Linked DNA regions of Homo sapiens: region 1 is linked to region 2. The links are chromatin loops, found by intact Hi-C in ENCODE. Cell type or tissue: Calu3. All regions are shown on one strand. Region 1 overlaps TTC7A (tetratricopeptide repeat domain 7A). Region 2 overlaps TTC7A (tetratricopeptide repeat domain 7A).

What was found. Peaks named below come from ENCODE experiments on the same cell type or tissue, not always from the same donor. Only the 100,000 strongest peaks of a DNase experiment are listed, where the experiment ranks them.
Region 1: it touches region 2 in a loop (9-fold over the local background); 6 of 110 quality-filtered maps call a loop at or near these places.

Annotation. Positions count from the first base shown.
Region 1 is chr2:47,015,598-47,018,097 of GRCh38, forward strand. The region is part of intron 11 of TTC7A (tetratricopeptide repeat domain 7A); the gene reads left to right. Among named protein-coding and RNA genes, the nearest start is that of TTC7A, 76 kb to the left of the region's middle. In Calu3, no CTCF peak of the experiment used is centred here; a DNase peak (open chromatin) is centred at 1,144.
Region 2 is chr2:47,075,744-47,078,243 of GRCh38, forward strand. It overlaps TTC7A (tetratricopeptide repeat domain 7A), which reads left to right. Exons shown (of 20, transcript NM_020458.4): 20 at 1-380. Among named protein-coding and RNA genes, the nearest start is that of STPG4, 78 kb to the right of the region's middle. In Calu3, no CTCF peak of the experiment used is centred here; DNase peaks (open chromatin) are centred at 1,268, 1,658 and 2,015.

The sequences.
Region 1 (2,500 bases), 60 kb before region 2:
CATGTCCGCCATTATGGGGTAGCTGTGAATATCAGAGATGACATGAAGAGTGCCCCTGCTTAGCACACTGCGGGTACCTGCATGGTTGCTATCACCGTTACAGCCCCTTGAAAATAGCAGGCACACAAAAAGGATGCGCCTTGATGTTTTTGACTTCATTTTTCAAATTCAGGGGTGGGCAGAGCCAGGAAGATGGATTAAGTGTTGATGAGGCAGGGGAGAAAGAATGCCAGCCCTCCTGCCACCAGCTTGTAGAAATTGGAAAGAGTGCCTACTACTCCTCCCAGGGAGAAAAAAAGGGGATTTTTCAGTAGAGCAGCTAACAGCAGGTTCCGGGCTCGTGGGAAGGAACTAAGGAGAAACTGGAGGTGCTGTTAAAAACTCTGCGGGCTCAGAAACGAACTTTCTGTAGTTCCCAGAAAGAGAGGAACGAGGGTGAAGATTCCGAGGGCAAACCTTTTTGGCTCACTGCAAGGTGAGGTAACCCTTGAAATGGAAGGCAGTCCTGGGCATTAGCAGAGTGTGTGAGCAAGAAGCCAGTCTGTGTAGGGACCAAATTCGAAACACTGGAGAGACAGAGGAACTTGTAAAGTCACAGGAAATTTTCCCTTACTTATGTAACACAAAAACAAAGGATCAAAACATTATGTCCTTCAATGCATCCTTTTCCAAAGGGTCAGAGAGGAGAAAAATGAAACCCTCCAGAGGGTAGCTGTGAATCAGCATCAGGAGACTGGGGTTGGAAACAGTTCTGCTACTTCCTAGACAGGTGACCTTGGATAGGTCGCTTCAGCTCAGCTCCCTGTGCCCTCAGCGCCTTCTGCTGTGAAACACCAATGCCATCAGGTAGCTGTGGTGCTGTGAAAATGCCAGGGGAGCCCCTAATCACTCTAGAATTGCAGAGGACTAGGCAGGGAAAGATCTTCACCTGGGTTTTAGTGGCAAGGTTCCATGGCTGCCCTAGATAAACAAGGCATTCAAGAGCAGTGTATCACTGGGAGAAGGAAGGTTGAAGAGAACTCTGGAAACTCACCCTAGAAGTATTTTGATGAGCAAGGAAAGCCCGGTGCTGTAACCTGAGCTTGCTGCAGAAGCAGCAGCCTGGACTACAGAGCCACCAGCTGTTAACTTGGAGGCCACAAGGAGGAAGTGTCTGGAAAGGGCACATGAGGTGCTAGGCAGGGAGGAAGACGTCTGGAGTAGAGCAGAAGGGCAGGCGCTGGGCCAGTCTGCAGCCATCTGATTAGAGCAATTTTTCCAGATCGCAGGTGGGGCCCATTAGTGGGCTGTGAAATAGAACTCTTAAAAAAAAAATTTGAGGCCGGGCAAGGTGGCTCACACCTGTAATCCCAGCACCTTGGGAGGCCGAGGTGGGTGGATCACCCGAGGTCAGGAGTTCGAGACCAGCCTGGCTAACATGGTGAAACCCCATCTCTACTAAAAATAACAAAAATTAGCCAGGCATGGTGGCGGGCACCTGTAATCCCAGTGACTCGGAAGGCTGAGGCAGGAAAATCGCTTCAACCCAGGAGTCGGAGGTTGCAGTGAGTCAAGATCATGCCACTGCACTCCAGCCTGGGCAACAAGAGCGACACTCTGTCTCAAAAAAAAAAAAAAAAAAAAAAAAAAAATTTGAGACTGGGGTGGTAGGTCATGCCTATCATCTCAACATTTTGGGAGGCTAAGTGGGAAGGGTCGCTTGAGCCCAGGAGTTCCAGACAAGCCTGGACCACATAGTGAGACCCACCCTGCCTCATCTCTACAAAAAATAAAAATAAAAAGGTAAAAAGTCAGCCTGGTGCAATGGTGCGTGCCTGTGGTCCCAACTACTTGGGAGGCTGAGGTGGGAGGATCGCTTGAGCCCAGGAGGTCAAGGCTGCAGTGAGCTATGGTCATGCCACTGCACTCCAGCCTGGGTTACAGAGCGAGACCCCATCTCAAAAATAAAATAATCAAAACCTTGAAATAGACTGTAGATTATCAGAGAATAAGATAGGAAATACTCCAGTGTATTACCCACAGTGGGGTGAGTGGACCCTGGATAGGGGATGGAAAGCTCGACCAGCTCAGCATAGTGGACTGTGCGGGCCTGCGGAGGTGCCAACTTATGCTCATGTAGAGTCACTCCTCTGTGGCTAAGGATCTGGCTGAGAGACAAAAGGCAGGCAGTAATGTCTACTCTCTGGATTCCAGAGGGTCTTTGATGCCACTTCCCAATTTGTCATGTAGCTATGAGGAACCAGGACTATACTCAGATGACACTTGCCATCAGAGACTTAGGCTGAGATATTTTTAAAACCATGGAAGATTAATTGTATAATACATATACAAAATATGGATATATATATATTAGTATATATGAGTAGTTGTAATTGATATACATATATATATGAACCTGGCTAGCTGCAGTGGCTCACTCCTGTAATCCCAGCACTTTGGGAGGCCAAAGCAGGTGGATCACTTGAGGTCAGGAGTTTGAGACCAGCCTGGCCAACATGGT
Region 2 (2,500 bases):
GTGGATTTGAGCTGGTGAGAGTGTTGCTAAGGCTGGGCTAAAGCCTGGAGAGGGTAGGAGGAGGCAAGAGGGGTCCAGGCAGGGCTGATCCTGGCCTCTGACCTGTCCAGGGCGACCCCTGAAGCCCCTGCTGCCTCTGGGCATTGCTGGGAGAGGCCAAGGCAGGACTCACGTCTGAACAGAGATCCCCTCGGGCATTGCTGATGGGCCACCTTCAGCTGCAGGGAAGAAGCCTAGGAGAGGAGGCATGGGAGGGACCTGGGCCTTGTTCAGATTGGCCACCTCTGCTGAGAAGTCCATACCAGTACACCCCTAATAAGTTATGCCACATACCAACGTACTGTGGATATTATAACCTGCATTAAAACAACTCTAAAGAACGCTGCTCATTTACACAGAAGCTCTGTTTCTTCCTGTACCCCAGGGGGTCACCATAGCACCCCCAAGGCTGCAGCCACCTCATTTTGAAGACAGCTGCCCTGAGGCTTCCCCTCAAACCCAGGGCTGTTCTTGGCCGTCTGGACTCTTCCCTCTTGCCGCGCCTCCCGGCGGCCTGGCCTCCCCCAGTGCCCACCCTCCGCGCCACGCTCAGCCAGACATTGCTGTCCCCATAAGGAAGGGCTTTGCTTGCAGCCTTTGGGTGCCCAGCTTCTCTTGCTGTGGCCTTATTTTAAGGTAACACATTTACAAGCTTGAGTGATTGAACACTTGGTATCAAACTTCTTGTCATGTACCCTAACCCCCAGCTGATGGCCTCCTTGGGCGAGAAGTACAGGCCACCTTAGGTGGCAGGGGGTGTCTGCCAGCCTGGGGGAGAGGCTTAGAAACTCATCCTGCCGGGAGGGGAATGGAGGGAATGTGGAAGGAGGGAAGGCTCTGCCTTCCTCTTCTGACGGGAACAGGGTTTCCCAAGCTGACCTTAAGTTGGTCGAATGTTGGAGAGTCACGCAGCGGTGGAGACCTGCTCAGGGCCCCAGGCACTGCCTTACCCCATTTGCCCATCTGCAGGCCCTGTGCTCACAAAGAAACCCTCACTGGAGAGTGAGGCACCTGGCTCCTGTGTCTAAACACACCATGCTGGGACCAGGGTTAGAGTCTGGGGACAGACCTCAGACTGCCTCTCACCCCCTCAGACTTCCACCCACGTGCCACTTTCCAGGACACAGCTCCCACTTGTGCACTTACATATGAATAGTGTTTCCTGCAGGCACAAATATGAATGGCATTTCAGCCGCCACCACCCAGACTCCTTTCTGGTACCAAAGTGCTCATTGTTGCACTCCTATCCCCCACCCAGCACTCAGATGTCGTCACTGTGCAAATATTTCTTGGGCTTGGGAAGCCTCTGACTAACCAAACCTCCCCATCCGCCTAGACTTTGATGATGACCCACGGGCAGGGAGCCTCATGCCTAAGTGGCCTGTGAAACTGACCCATGAGGTACTGATCCAAAGGATCCTGAGAGGTCAGGGAGTTCCTGACTCGAAAGGATCCCCCCACCACCCGTCCCCTGCCAGAAACTTCTTAGAATTTTCATCAAGCTCTTTCAGTTGCAAAGAACAGAGACACCCTGAAGGTAACTCAAAAGATAAGAGGGAGCTCACTGGAGCCCTAGGGCAGGAAATGGAGTGCCCAGGCCTGGGGCCAAAGCAGCCACACACCGTGAAGGAGACAGCAGGGTGACACTGCAGTCACCAGTCTGAGCTTGAAGGTGCAGCTCTACCACTACGAGCTGTGTGGCCTTGAGCAAGTTTCTTAATCTCTCTTCAGCCGTTTCTTCATCTGTACAATAAGAATGGTGGTATAGTGCCTGCTCTGTGGATTATGATTAAGTGATCCTAGAACAGTGCCTGGCCCATAGTAATTGCTCAATACACATCAGCAATTATCACTCAATACACGTGAGCAATTATCTTCTCTGCCTTTGCTGGCTCCACCCTCCTCTTCCCGCTACTGACTTCACGGAGAGGTGCTGCTCCCCTAGAACCATATTCAACACTGCCCTGGCCCTCCAGCCCCACTCCTGACTGACCTACCACCTACAGCACTTTGGCCACTCCCCTCCTAATGGCTAAATCTTGAACGAGAGGATCTGATTGGTCCCACTCATATTTCCATGGGTCACTAGGCAGCCCGCAGACTGATTTTCCTTGGATAGGTGCCTTCTCTTGATCCAATCAGCTATGACCAGGAGCCATGGGCCTCAGGACACATACGGCTGCTTTTGCAGCTGGAGTGCTAAGTGGGCAATGCCCTGGGCCCTTCTGGTCCCCTGCCTGTGTCAGCCCATCACGCCATGCCATGTCCTTTCTGGGCAATGGGTACAATGCAGGTCCCTCTAGAGAGGGCAGACAACAGAACACAGCCCCTTAAACACCCTCCTTTCTCCTTCGCATCATCATCACCTTAGGGTCCATCCATGGAGGGGCTCCTGTCCTGCTTCTGGTCTTGGAATGAAGATGACAATGGGAATAGTAACATGCCTCCTGCACTGTACTGC